Linked DNA regions of Homo sapiens: region 1 is linked to region 2. The links are chromatin contacts, found by Hi-C or POLR2A ChIA-PET in ENCODE. All regions are on one chromosome and are shown on one strand. Each heading gives the region's core, a stretch centred on a gene start or an enhancer-like site at or near the end of the contact. The rest is flanking DNA. Distances are from core to core; before and after follow the strand shown.

Region 1 (6,225 bases), core at 3,543-6,042, 1.2 Mb before region 2:
CACTCCCAGCCCAGGCTGTAAGCACATCACAGGCACTCCGATCACTGACCCTGGAGCAGGGAAGCTGAGGACATTCACATTCACAGTGATCACAGAAGGACAGCCGGCTGCAAAGGGGGCCAGGGGTGGCTCAGCAGCAGGCCTGTTTCTTTTGTTACTTGAAAACCATCAACGAAAGCACTATAAACTTAAACCCATTTCACTACCCCCAATGTAGTACATGCTCACTTAAGGCTGCCGATAGGTTCATGTAAACTGCAACTGTAAACGAAATGACATACAGCAAGTCCTCGGGTAACGCTGTTTCCTTCAACTTTGTTTTTGTGATTGATTTTGTCACATGTCATTTCATTTAAAATTACAGTTTCTAATCATATATTGACAATGTTAAGGGGGGGACTTACTGTACAGTTAAAATGCTGGCTGGTCCAAAGAATGAATCCTGAACACTCTTCACTTAGGTTAACAATGATTAATTAATAATAGTTTATAGGCCCGGTGCGGTAGCTCACGCCTGTAATCCTAGCACTTTGGGAGGCTGAGGCGGGTGGATCACGAGGTCAGGAGATCCAGACCATCCTGGTTAACACGGTGAAACCTCGTCTCTACTAAAAACACAAAAAATTAGCCAGGCATAGTGGCGGGCGCCTGTAGTCCCAGCTACTTGGGAGGCTGAGGCGGGAGAATGACGTGAACCCGGGAGGCGGAGCTTGCAGTGAGCTGAGATCATACCACTGCACTCCAGCCTGGGCAACAGAGCGAGAATCCATCTCAAAATAAATAAATAAATAAAAAGTTTATGAATAATTGCTCTATATCATTTTTCAGAATCCAAAGCAACACTGGCCTATGCATTGTATCAGGCAAACTACCCAACGCCATCATGCGTGAGCTTAAAGAACATGTTTTCTCTGACCCTGCTGGGGATGAGCCCAGGTCTTCCTCTTATGGGGTTACCAGAGGCAGTAGTGTGGCATGGAAGAGTGCTTGCTTCTTAGTAATATCCAGGGGCTGTGGACGGAGATGGCAGAAACAGGGTGACGGGCTGTGACCAACTTCACATGCTTTATATAAGGTTCTTGGAGGCACTGGAAGCTACAGGGGATTGGCAGCTGTGCTGAACTTAGTGGCTCCCAGCTTCTGACCACAGTGGCTGAGTCAGAGCTTCAGTGATCATAGACAGCGTACTTACACATTTGCAAATGGAAACATCTGCTTTTCTAATTTTTGATGAGAATCTGCCTGGCCAGGCATATGGGAGTGTGAGGAAAGTGGACACATTCACAAACTCCACACTTAGAAAGGGCATGCCAGGCGTGGTGGCTCATGCCTGTAATCCCAGCACTTCAGGAGGCTGAGGCGGGAGGATCGCTTGAGGCCAGGAGTTTGAGGCCAGCCTGGGCAACATAGCAAGACCCCATCTCCACAAAAACACTTAAAAATTAGCCAGGTATGGTGGTATGCGCCTGTAGTCCCAGCTACTCAAGAAGCTGAGGCAAGAAGATTATTTGAGCCTAGGAGTTTGAGGCTGCAGTGATCTGTGATCATGCCACTGCACTCCAGGCTGGGTGACAGAGTGAGACCTTGACTCTACAAAAAGAAAAGAAAATGAAATAAATGAAAGGGAAGGAAGGAAGGAAAAGAAAAAGACGAAAAAGAGAAAAGAAATGAAAAGGGCAGCCAGAGGGCTGCGCCTTCTGTCACCAAGGTGGAGCTCGCCCTGGCACAGGAGACTATGAGGCTCCAGAGTGAGGCTCTTGCTGGATCTCCCAATTAACTGGGACTCCTCATTTCCCTCTCCAGGTACAAAATCAAGAGCATGCCCTTTCCATGCAGCGGGAGCCGTGACTATCAGCGGCATCTCCCCATTGATTAGGTATCTCATTAAGGAGGTCCCCGGCTGAGACCATGCTGCTTCCAGCTGCCAGATTTCTGCTTTGTGTGGAATGGGCAGGAGGCGCCTGGAAGCCTCGGGTGCCATGGATGCCCCAGTGCTCGCTGGAGTCTCTGCCACTCCTCTGGCCCTGATAACTGCCTGTGTGGACCGGCGTCTGGGCTCCCGCCTGCTGGTTGTCTAGGCAACGAGCTGCAGGACAAGGTCACGGAGACCCGAGCCAGGTAGTGGCATCTTGAGAAAACCACTACCCACAGAAGGGCTGACCTGCGCACAGACCAGGCCCCCCACATGCTCCGGTGCAGACCGTCCCAGACGAGTCACGTCTGTCCTTCTTCCTTGCCTGACTCACAAGTGTTAGGGAGCAAGTGAAAACGTCACCTTCTATCACTACCTTTTATCTTTGCTTTGCTTAGATCAAAAATGTCCTTCAAAGGCCTAATGATTTTGTCAAAAAGAAGAAAAACCACCTGCAAAATAAAATACAACCCCTTCCCCCAAAACACTTTCTAAGCCCAGCAGCTTAATTTTGATGGGGATCAGCTGTCTTGCTTCCCCATGCATACTTTTAAAACAAAAAACTAAATATAAATAACTTCTTATTCTTCCAAGCGCAATTTATTTTTTATTTTTCATGTATTTATTTTTTGAGACAGAGTCTCACTTTGTCACCCAGGCTGCAGTGCGGTGGCACGATATTGGCTCACTGCAACCTCTGCCTTCCGGGTTCAAGCGATTCTCCTGCCTCAGCCTCCCAAGTAGCTGGGATTACCGGCACCTGCCACCAAGCCTGGCTAAATTTTGTGTTTTTAGTAGAGACAGGGGTTTCACCATGTTGGTCAGTCTGGTCTCGAACTCCTGACCTCAAGTGATCTGCCCAACTTGGCCTCCCAAAGTGCTGGGATTACAGGTTTGAGCCACTGTGCCCAGCCCCAAGGGAAATTTAAGTTGTTGGTACAATCATTCGTTTCTATCAAAAGGGAAATTAGCCCAAAGTAAGGCTAATCATTAGTGCTACAGATTTTTTGAGAATATTTTTTTCCTTGAAAGACACATAAAAGCAATTCATTTTAAAGTAAAGTGAAGATAAGCAACATCCGACTTATGAATCAGTTTGGTGCCCAAAATTCATTTCTAATTGGCTTATCCTGCAACTGAAAAAAAGTTTTTCTATAGAGACAAGAGTACAGAGAGTGTTTTATTCCCCAGATAGCGCAGGGCTAGTATGGAGCTAATAGTTCAGAGTCTGAGCCCCTGAGCCTGCAGGATGGGGCGGCCCTGGGAGGCCCAAGCGTGGGAAAGAAGTTTCTGAGGCCACGTGTGGGGAAGGCCCCAGGAGTGGGGAGGAGGGCAAAGGGCGCTTCTCTAGTGTCTGCTATGAAAGTATGACATCATCTAAAACAAGCATCTCAGTATTGGATTAGTGTCACAACTTCTCTTAGCTTCTTATAATCATTTTTTTTTTCAAATGATGTAGTTGCTCGTGTAATCCACTAATATCAACTCATTCATAAAATGTTTATTCATGGGGTGCCTACAAACATCACATTGGGTAGAGGGTGCAGGTGAGAGGAGCCAACATCCTTCATGACCAAGGGATTGGTGAAGGTGGGGTATGAGGGTCTTTCCCTGAGCCCTTCAAGATGACCATGCTGACTAGATGTGAACACACTTCCTGGATAGACGCACGCTTGGCTATGTTATAAATTTAAATAACTTGATAAGGTAAGAGACAGGAAGACCTGAAACCTACACTCAGCAGGCCTCTAACCACGGGGTCTGTCTACTGTGATACAGAGACCCTAAATTATAACGAAGGCCACAGGTCCTGATGTGGGGCGTGAAGTGCACTCGTTTTTATTCTGCCTTCCCTTTCTTCCTTAGCAAGACTGGAACCTTGTCCAGTTCCTCCTGCAGCTGGTGTGGCCTTACGGTGAGGTTCTGGCCAGGAGACAGTGGCAGAAGCGGTGTGTGGGACTTCTGGGAAGGGTCTTTAAAGGAAGGAGGCATGTATCATTTTGGACTTCAGTTCTTCTTCCATGGTCCAGACTGCAGTGTGAGTGTCCTGGCTGGAGTTCCAGCAGCCATTCTAGACCATGAAACAACCTCAGAGCTGGACACTAAGTGCTGGGAGAGTGGGGCCGAAAGAGATAACCTGGATCCTCGAGGACTTAGTGGGGCCCCTATACCAGCCCCATGCTGCCTTCTGCAAACTTGTTTTTTTCTTTTTTTTTTTTTTGTAAACGGAGTCTCACTCTGTCACCCAGGCTGGAGTGCAGTGGCATGATCTTGGCTCACTGCAACCTCCACCTCCCAGGTTCAAGTGATTCTCCTGCCTCAGCCTCCTGAGTAGCTGGGACTGCAGGCACACATCACCACACCTGTCTAATATTTGTGTTTTTAGTAGAGACAGGTTTCGCCATGTTGGCTAGGCTGGTCTCGAACTCCTGACCTCAGGTGATCCCCCCACCCCCCACCTCCTCGGCCTCCCAAAGTGCTGGGATTACAGGTGTGAGCCACAGTGCCCGGCCAAACTTGTTTCTAATGTGAGGCAATAACTGCTTGTGGGTTGAAGGCACGATGACCAGATGTCTGTGACTCACAATTCCTAACAGTGACACCCACTATAACAAAAAATCCACAGCGTTAATACTTTCATTATTTCCAATAAGCCAAGACATGTCCAAACTAGAGTTTATAGGGTAGAGTTTAAATGATGACACCATTATCACTGTGTCACTCTATTTTTAAAATAAGCAAATATTCTATTTTTTTTTTTTTAACAAAAAAAGTTCTCATAGCTCAATTTTCAAAAGGGAACTTTCTCTATTTTACCAACGTCACAATTATGACCTGTCAGATGAATGGAAACCAGCAGGGGAAGTTCATTTGCATTCAGGGGAAAGAGAAAAGCAGTTTAGAGAGAACTCTTGGTTTTGTGCTAATAGTCTCAGATCTTCAGAGAAGTTCAGTGCTGAGAAAATGTTTTTAAGAGCCTCAAACAGCTTGAGGGTGTTTAATTTTACTTAGGCAGCTGGGTCTTCTGCAAAAGCGTAACTCCTGGGGGGCTGCAGCGGCGGGGGGTGGTGACAGTGCGTTTGCAGGCAGGCCCTACGGCAGCAGGCCTCAGGAACTGAAGCCGAGCAGCATTAGCTATAAAGAGCTCCCAGGTCAACAAGCCCCTCATCTCTGCCTTCAGTCCAGCTACTCCAGGAATCTGAAGCAATCCAGACACTGTTAGATTAGGAAGACGCAAGGTACTTGTGTTTCTTCCCTACGTGTGTGTATTTGTCTTTCTTAGCAGCGCCCCTGGACTCTTAGGGTACCCACAAAAGCACATGCACGTCATAGTTAAACTAGTGAAGCTGGGAGGCAGGGGGAAATGATTAATATTGACCAAGGCAAACCAGAGCAACCCACGATGAGGATGAGGTCAGTGACACGGGAACAAGTCTGCGTGCACTGGCAGGGCTGCTTCCCCCCTGGGCCAGGCGCGGCTTGGTTCTAGGCTCTTTCACACACGCTGTGTGACTCCAGGCCAGGCTGCACCAGGCTGGGCTTCGCTTCCCCATCAGCTCAGCAGGACCCTCTCCTCACAGGGACACTGAGTCCATTGAATTTCTAGCACAGTATTCAGCACAAAGCAGAAGTTCAACAAGTCTAAATGATTTTCCACTTTCCATGCTACTCTAATACCCTTTGGGCAGATGTTTGTAAGTAAACCTATACATATTTAAATCCTCTCTTTTTGGGGGACTGTGGGGAGAACCCATGTGTCAAGGATAAAGACATAAAGCCATAGTATAGCACCACATCAATTATTTCCACTGGGCCAAGAGACACCTGCTGTCATTTAATATAAGGCATACTCTTGGCTGGGCGCAGCGTCTCGTGCCTGTAATCCCACCGCTTTGGGAGGCCAAGGCGGGTGGATCATGAGGTCAAGAGATCGAGACCATCTTGGCCAACATGGTGAAACCCCGTCTCTACTAAAAATACAAAGATCAGCCGGGCGTGGTGGCAGGCGCCTGTAGTCCCAGCTACTCGAGAGGCTGAGGCAGGAGAATCACTTGAACCCAGGAGGTGGAGGTTGCAATGAGCTAAGATTGCGCCACTGCACTCCAGCCTGGCAACAGAGCGAGACTCTGTCTCAAAAAAAAAAAAAAGTCTAAGGCATGCTCTTTATTGAAAATATAAGAAAACTCATGCCCGTTGTGCTGAACAGAGATGGGTGTTGGCTTCTCCTCCAGGACAGACTGACCTTCCAGAGACAGGAACAGGAGCCAAGGGATAGCTTACTGTCCTGGCTCAGTGCCCTTTCCCCTACTATC
Region 2 (7,183 bases), core at 4,447-6,946:
GCGACAGAGTGAGACTCTGTCTTGGAAAAAAAATAAATAAATAAAGTGATAATTGAAATTTCAGAAAACTTGTATCTGCTACCAGGAGCTGGATGACTGCCTCATGCTGCACGCTCAGTGGAGGCCTATATTCCAAATGCTTCCAAGTCATACTTGGGTTAAAGACTCATTCATACACAGGACAGGCCAATGGGTTTGTTGTTGTGGTGGCTGTTTTAAGAGATGGTATGGCTCTGTCACTGTAGCCTCAAGCTCCTGGGGTCAAGCAATCCTCCTGCCTCAGCCTCCTGAACAGCTAGGACTACAGGCACAAGCCACCACACCTGGCTAATTTTTGTATTTATTTTTTGTAGAGACATATTCTACTATGTTGCCCAGGCTGGTCTCAAACTCCTGAGCTCAACCGATTACCCCCGCTAGGCCTCAGAGTTCAATACTCTATTCATTATAGTTTCAGGTTTTGTATTCCAACTAAGTGTTAAGAAGCTACCGTTTCTTTTGTCATAACAGGAAAGAATAGCCATAATTACTTAAAAAGACTACTAAGATGCTCCCACCTTTTCCAGCTGCATGTTTGTGTGAGGCTGGGGTTTATCCATACACTTCAACCAAAACTATATATTGCCAAACACAGACTGCAGAAGCAGATATGAGAATCAAGTTATCTCCTATTAAGCCAGATATTGTAGATATTAGTAAAAACAGAAACAGCACCACTCCTTTCACTAATTTTTGGAAAATACAGTTTTTTATTCAGAAACATTATAACAGGTTTATTATTGTTAAATTTAATGAATTAACTTTTTCAATTTATCATTTTTAATTTCTAATATGGTAAATATTGACAGACATAACCCACATAAGCAAAACTGTTTAGGGTTTTGCTAAATCAAGAGGTCCTGAGGCTGAAGAGCTTGAAATCCATTGGCCTAAGTGGGCCCTTGATTGAGTGGGAAATAGACACAGGGCTGGTCACTGCAGTTCGATTTGTAATAAGAGGAAAACTTAATGCCCTTCAATAAGAAAAAGAATAAATGGTGGCACATTCATACAGCTATTAATATCTATCTATATCTACATATATTTATGTAGACATCTATAGACATCTCATATGGATGGATTTTCGAAAAACAATAGGGCTAGGCGCAGTGGCTCACGCCTGTAAACCCAGCACTTTGGGAGGCCCAGGTGGGCTGATAACTTGAGGTCAGCAGTTGGAGACCAGCCTGGCCAACATGGCGAAACCCCGTCTCTACTAAAAATACAAAAATTAGCTGGGCGTGGTAGCAGGTGCTTGTAATCCCAGCTACTCAGGAGGCTGAGGCAGGAGAACTGCTTGAACCTGGGAGGCAGAGGTTGCAGTGAACTGAGATCCCGCCACTGCCCTCCAGCCTGGGTAACAGAGTGAGACTCCACCTGGAAAAAAAAAAAAAAAGGCCGGGCGCCGTGGCTCATGCCTGTAATCCCAGCACTTTGGGAGGCCAAGGCGGGCGGATCACGAGGTCAGGAGATGGAGACCATCCTGGCTAAACTAAAAATACAAAAAAGTAGTCAGGCGTGGTGGCGGGCGCCTGTGGTTCCAGCTACTCTGGAGGCTGAGGCAGGAGAATGGCGTGAACCCGGGAGGCGGAGCTTGCAGTGAGCCGAGACTGCGCCCCTGCACTCCAGCCTGGGCGACAGAGCGAGACTCCGTCTCAAAAAAAAAAAAAAAAGAAAGAAAAGAAGACAATATGACACATGCGTATACACAGATGCGGTAAAGTGAACCTCTGGAATATAGACCCCCTCAGAAGGATGCCCACCAAACTGATCCTCACGGCTGCCTGCAGGGAGGGAGACACAGTGGAACACCAGTGGGGAGGGGAAGAGCAGGCTTCAACTCATCTGTAATGTTCAATTTCTCTTCCCTGCTCCTAGCTGTAAGGCAAGCCTGCTTTAGGCATGACTCCCCATGCCCCAAAGCCCGTCCTGCCCTGAGAAGGGCATGGCCAGACATTCCTGGCAGCTGTCAGAATCAAAGGTGTGTGCAGCCTTGAACCCTGCAGGAAATCTATTTGTGATGGGCTTTGTTATTGATGATTTTGTCATAGGTCTGCCTGAAACCTCAATGCTGGGAAGAAGACATTTTAAACCCTGTCCTTTTTTTTTTTTTTTTTTTTGAGACGGAGTCTCGCTCTGTCGCCCAGGCTGGAGTGCAGTGGCGCGATCTCGGCTCACTGCAAGTTCTGCCTCCCGGGTTCATGCCATTCTCCTGCCTCAGCCTCCCGAGTAGCTGGGACTACAGGCACCCGCCACCACGCCCAGCTAATTTTTTTTTTTTTTTATTTTTTAGTAGAGACAGGGTTTCATTGTGTTAGCCAGGATGGTCTCAATCTCCTGACCTTGTGAAACGCCCGCATTTTTAAATGCCCCTTTCTATATTTTGGCCATATACTTTTAATTTTATTTAAACTACTTTCACCCCTGTCTAGGTAACACACACGTTAATTCAGTGGCCTTTCCCCGGGCTCTCTGTTTTTGTCTGAGTGTTTACACTGCTGTCTGCTATGATGATCTCAGGGGCGGAGTTTCTTCTCAATGTGGACACAGGAAGAAAACTTGATAAGATCAAACTGTTTGTGCCTAATTATTTCTTCATTTCAAAAGTACTGTAATCCCAGCACTTCAGGAGGCCGAGGTGGGTGGATCACTTGAGGTCAGGAGTTTGAGACCAGCCTGGCCAACATGGTGAAACTCTGTCTCTACTAAAAATACAAAAAAATTCACCAGGCGTGGTGGCACACGCCTGTGGTCCCAGCTACTCGGGAGGCTGAAGCACAAGAATTGCTTGAACCGGAGAGGCAGAGGTTGTGGTGAGCCAAGATCGTGCCACTGCACTCCAGCCTGGGTGATAGAGCAAGATTCTGCCTCAAAAAAAAGGAAAAAAAAAAGTAAATGTATTATTTCCAATCAAATGTTCACCTAACAGTACAACAAACTTTTTTTAAGTATAGAAAGAAAAAGAAAGGTCTATAATCCTCAAAGGAAAAAAATCAGGGGTTTCAATGGACGAAACAAGGGGAAAACTACACAGTAAGTCCAGCCAGGAAGCCAGACTTCCAATTTGTACTGTCATTTGGATGCTATGACACCTCATGGTACCACCTCATGGTACCACATCATTCATAACCCGTCCAGCCACAGGCCAATGACAGCATCCTCGGCCAGCCACATTCCACATTTGTCAGGCTTCATTACGGCCCTTTGCTTTCAAGTTCAAAAGTCTATGGCAGAGAATCAGCACCTAGTCCACAGCAGCTCCAGGGATGACCGGGATTCCTTTGGTGGATAGCTGCCCCTGTCCTGGAAGGACATCTGATCTCCATGTAAGATTCCTCACCCCTTCCGAGCACCTGCTAGGCGCCGGGCCCCGGCGGGGTGCCAGGAATACAAAATGAATGATGGGAGAAATGAAATACTGACACTCTACCACATGGTGAGCCTCAAGAAAATCATGCTAAGTGAAAGCAGACAGACACAAAACACCCCATATTGCAGGATGACATTTACATGCAATGTCCCAACAAGGCAAATTCATAGAAACAGAAAAGATTCCTGGTTGCCTGGGGCAGGGGTGAAAATGGGGTAAAATGTGAAGCTAATGAGCATGGGGCACCTCTGCAGGAGGACAGAAGTGTTCTAAGACTGGACTGTGTGTGTGATGGTCATACTTAGCAAAACTTAATGAATTATACACTTAAAATGTGTATAATTTTATGGTATGTAAAGTATCCTTCGGTAAAGCTTAAAAAAAATAAATGGGAGTTAGCAGCTGCAACAATTTTCAAAAGCATCAACTGTGATTTTTCACAGCTAGCTATTCATTTGTGCTTGTCCACAGACATTTCACAAACCTCTAGGGCAGACCTCGGCCATTCCATGAGAAAACTGAGCCCCAACCACCTGGCACTCCTGGTATGCAATGACTTAACTGTCCACAGCATCCAGACGGCTCAGTGATGCCCCCATCCTTGTTGCTGATGGAAACCCACTTGAGAAACACTGCAAGCCATACAAAAAATTAGATCCCATCAAGTCTAAAGACTTCATGAAAAATAATTTCAGAGGTTTTGAAACCACTTGATATATTTTTATTATAATTTTACATGTTTAAAGTCAGGCCAGTCACGGTGGCTCACACCTATAATCCCAGCACTTTGGGAGGCCGAGGCGGGTGGATCACCTGAGGTCAGGAGCTCGAGACCAGCCTGGCCAACATGGCGAAACCCTGTTTCTACTAAAAATACAAAAATTAGCCGGGCGTGATGGCCCACACCTGTAGTCCCAGCTACTCAGGAGGCTGAGGCACGAGAATCACTTGAACCCAGGAGGGGGAGGTTACAGTGAGCCAAGATCGCGCCATTGCACTCCAACCTGGGTGACCCAGCGAGCCTATGTCTCAAAAAAAAAAAAAAAAAAAAAAAAACCCAGCCTGGGTGACAGAATGAGACTCTGTCTCGAAAAAAATAAATAAAAAGAGTCAAAGGATGACAATTTCCTTCCACGCAGTACTTTTTTTCCCCCCAAAATAAAATATTTAATGCTTAAGTGAGGTCAGATAATTAAAAAATCTTTGTTGCTGTAAATAAACATTAAAGAATAATTTCAGTGTGTCACAGATCACTGACTTAAGGAAAAGATACCACTTAGGTTAGGAGGGCACTTTTTTCTTCTTTTTATTTGCACAATTCTATGGAGTATATGTGCAATTTCGTTACATGCATAAATTTCGTAGTGGTCAAGTCAGGACTTCTAGGGTATGCATTACCCGGGAAGGTGTCTTGCACCCATTAAGCAATTCTCATTATCCTCCCTGCACCCACCCCCTCACCCTTCAGAGTCTCCATCATCTGACGTTCCACTCTCCACATCCATGTGAACACATTCTTAAGCACCCACTTAGGAGTGGGAACATGCGATACTTGTCTTTCTGGGCCTGGCTTCACTTAAGATAATGACCTCCACTTCCATCCGTGTGCCGGGGGAGCATTTTTAAACAGTTCGAGGTTTTCCACGCTAGCTTGGAGGCCTTCCATGCCTACAAGTGAGTTCAGAGCCAGGGCCCCCGAAATGCCTTCTGCCCCTTTAGCTTCCTCCAGAGCTCACAGCCCGCCGTGGGCCCTCCGTGAAACGCGCGGAAGGTTTATGACAATCTCAGCAAAGGCGCCAGCTTGCAGGCCTCTCCCCTGCCCTGCTCCCGACCCCAAGGAGAGCAGCGAGCGCCAGGCCCCCGGCCGCCCCCCCGGCTCCGGCCGCCCCCGCCCCGGCCGCCCCCGCTCCGGCTGCCCCCGCCCTGGCTGTCGACCACCAGCGGGGCCTCTGTGCCTGCAGCCAGGCCCCTGCGCACGCCGGGGGAGAGGCCGTACCCGGCGCAGAGCCTCGCCCAGACCGCGGTCCCGGGGAAGCGCGCGTGCCCTCTCCGGGACGCCGAAGTTGCGGTCTGGGAACGGCCGGCGCGGGGCGGGGATCTCCGCGAGGCCCGCTGTGAGGTCCGGCCTTTCCTGGACCGCTCCAGCCGGGCTCGGGAGCAGGAGCCGGCGTCTGGACGGCCCCACCGCGGCCCTCAGCCCGGCCTCACCCAAACACGTGCTCCGAGCTCCAGATCTTCATTGCCGCCGGCGCAGGGCGCGGGCTCTGCGATCCGGGCCGGGTGCTTCGGGCCGCGCGGCTCCGGGCGCGGCGTGGGCGGGGCCTCGATGGGCGGGGCGCCCTTGGATGCCGCCCACCCCGTCTGGTGGCTAGGCTGGCTGCAGCGGCTAAAAATAGCTCTGCGGGCGCGGCTGTGGCGCAGCCCCAGACCTGCGCTGCTACCCTGGGGTGCGCGATGCGCGCTTGCTGCAGATGCCGCGGGCGTAGGAGGCGACGCTCGTCCTTACTCCCACTGTCCAAATTCTCCCAAGGCCCTGTCCAGCTACGCCGGTTTGTACTGTCGGGGACGTGTGATGAAAAACAAACCTGCCAACCCTCAAAACTCCACTGCAGTTTGGGTCTTGAACAAACATTAAACCAGCATGTGAGGCCGGGCGCGGTGGCTCACGCCTGTAATCCCAGCACTTTGGGAGGCCGAGGCGGGCGGATCACGAGGTCAGGAGATCAAGACCATCCTGGCTAACACGGTGAAACCCCGTCTCTACTAAAAATACAAAAAATTAGCCGGGCGTGGTGGCGGGCGCCTGTAGTACCAGCTGCTCGGGAGGCTGAGGCAGGAGAATGGCGTGAACCCGGGAGGCGGAGCTTGCAGTGAGCCGAGATCCCGCCACTGCACTCCAGCCTGGGCAACAGAGCGAGACTCCGTCTCAAACAAAACAAAACAAAACAAAACAAAACAAAACAAAACCAGCATGTGATGTGCATCACAAGCAATCCGCCAAATAGGCTGCAAAGACAGAAATCTCAGCCTGTATCAAACAGCCGGGAGGATGCAACCTACCCCACGCATGCTCCCGAGGTAAACGAGACAGCCCTCCGGGGAGGGGACTCCACTACACCATTTGTCGCAGAGTTCATCCTAAATTCGCCTGATGATGGAGTGGCCATTGGTAAATGCAGTGGCCATTTGCGTTTGCTAATTGCCTTTATCCAAAGGAAAAATGAATTTTCATACCTTTATGACAGGAGGTAGGTTTACAATTTGAAGCCAGGTGCTCTCTGGTAGCTGGGCTCCTACCCTCCCACAAAACTGGGAGACGGGGATGACATTTCAAAGAGATGACTCCCAAGTCCTTGAGAAAATACATTCTTGAGTTATAAAACTGGGGGGAAATCTTATTTAGCTTTAAAAAAATGTACGTGTATCTCAAAAAGAATTTGTGATTACAACTTGGCAAATCCTCTAAGGAAAAAGAGTCTCCCTTTCGCATAAACTACTTTTTAGCTTTGCAAAGTACCCTGCACTGCCACAAACGAAGTTGAAGTGCACGGAAGTGAGATGCTTGTTCTAAGAAGAGGGTACTCTTCTCCAGGATGAGATAGGGCGAGAGGGCAGGGCCCTTGTCTGAGTCGGCTGAGTCTCAGCCTAGAGCAGCGCCTGGCGCCCCTGGGGCGTCCGTGGGCGTGGGGAGCGCATTTGTGCAGTGAGGCAGGGAAGTGGAAGAGCACACAGCATGACCCGAAAGACCTGGGCTACAGTCCTGGCTCCACCGTC

Evidence for each region. Hi-C counts contacts between places; a loop is a spot of excess contacts on that map. ChIA-PET counts read pairs that join two places held with the same protein, here RNA polymerase II (POLR2A). Pooled maps may share reads with other maps.
Region 1: a map of sciatic nerve shows a loop between it and region 2 (7-fold over the local background). The contact joins the enhancer-like site here to the promoter of PRELID3A in region 2. A Hi-C loop is called at or near these places in 1 of 168 maps with a recorded cell type or tissue (sciatic nerve), 1 of 37 single-sample maps with no recorded cell type and 2 of 50 pooled maps. POLR2A ChIA-PET finds 5 or more read pairs at or near these places in 2 of 52 experiments (B cell and activated T-cell).

The regions. Positions count from the first base shown.
Region 1 is chr18:13,566,203-13,572,427 of GRCh38, reverse strand. The region is part of intron 4 of LDLRAD4 (low density lipoprotein receptor class A domain containing 4); the gene reads right to left. Among named protein-coding and RNA genes, the nearest start is that of MIR4526, 42 kb to the left of the region's middle. RefSeq lists enhancers at 1,050-1,099, 1,190-1,239, 3,302-3,451, 5,472-5,551, 5,133-5,760. Within about 2 kb of position 4,792, at least 19 of the 41 ENCODE cell types and tissues checked have a DNase peak (open chromatin) inside an H3K27ac peak, as active enhancers do; they include B cell, where a contact is called at or near this core.
Region 2 is chr18:12,406,442-12,413,624 of GRCh38, reverse strand. PRELID3A (PRELI domain containing 3A) reads right to left here and starts at 5,696. Exons shown (of 7, transcript NM_001142405.2): 1 at 5,618-5,696. The coding sequence starts at 5,649. RefSeq lists enhancers at 4,869-5,118, 4,976-5,635, 5,636-6,297 and a silencer at 5,319-5,898.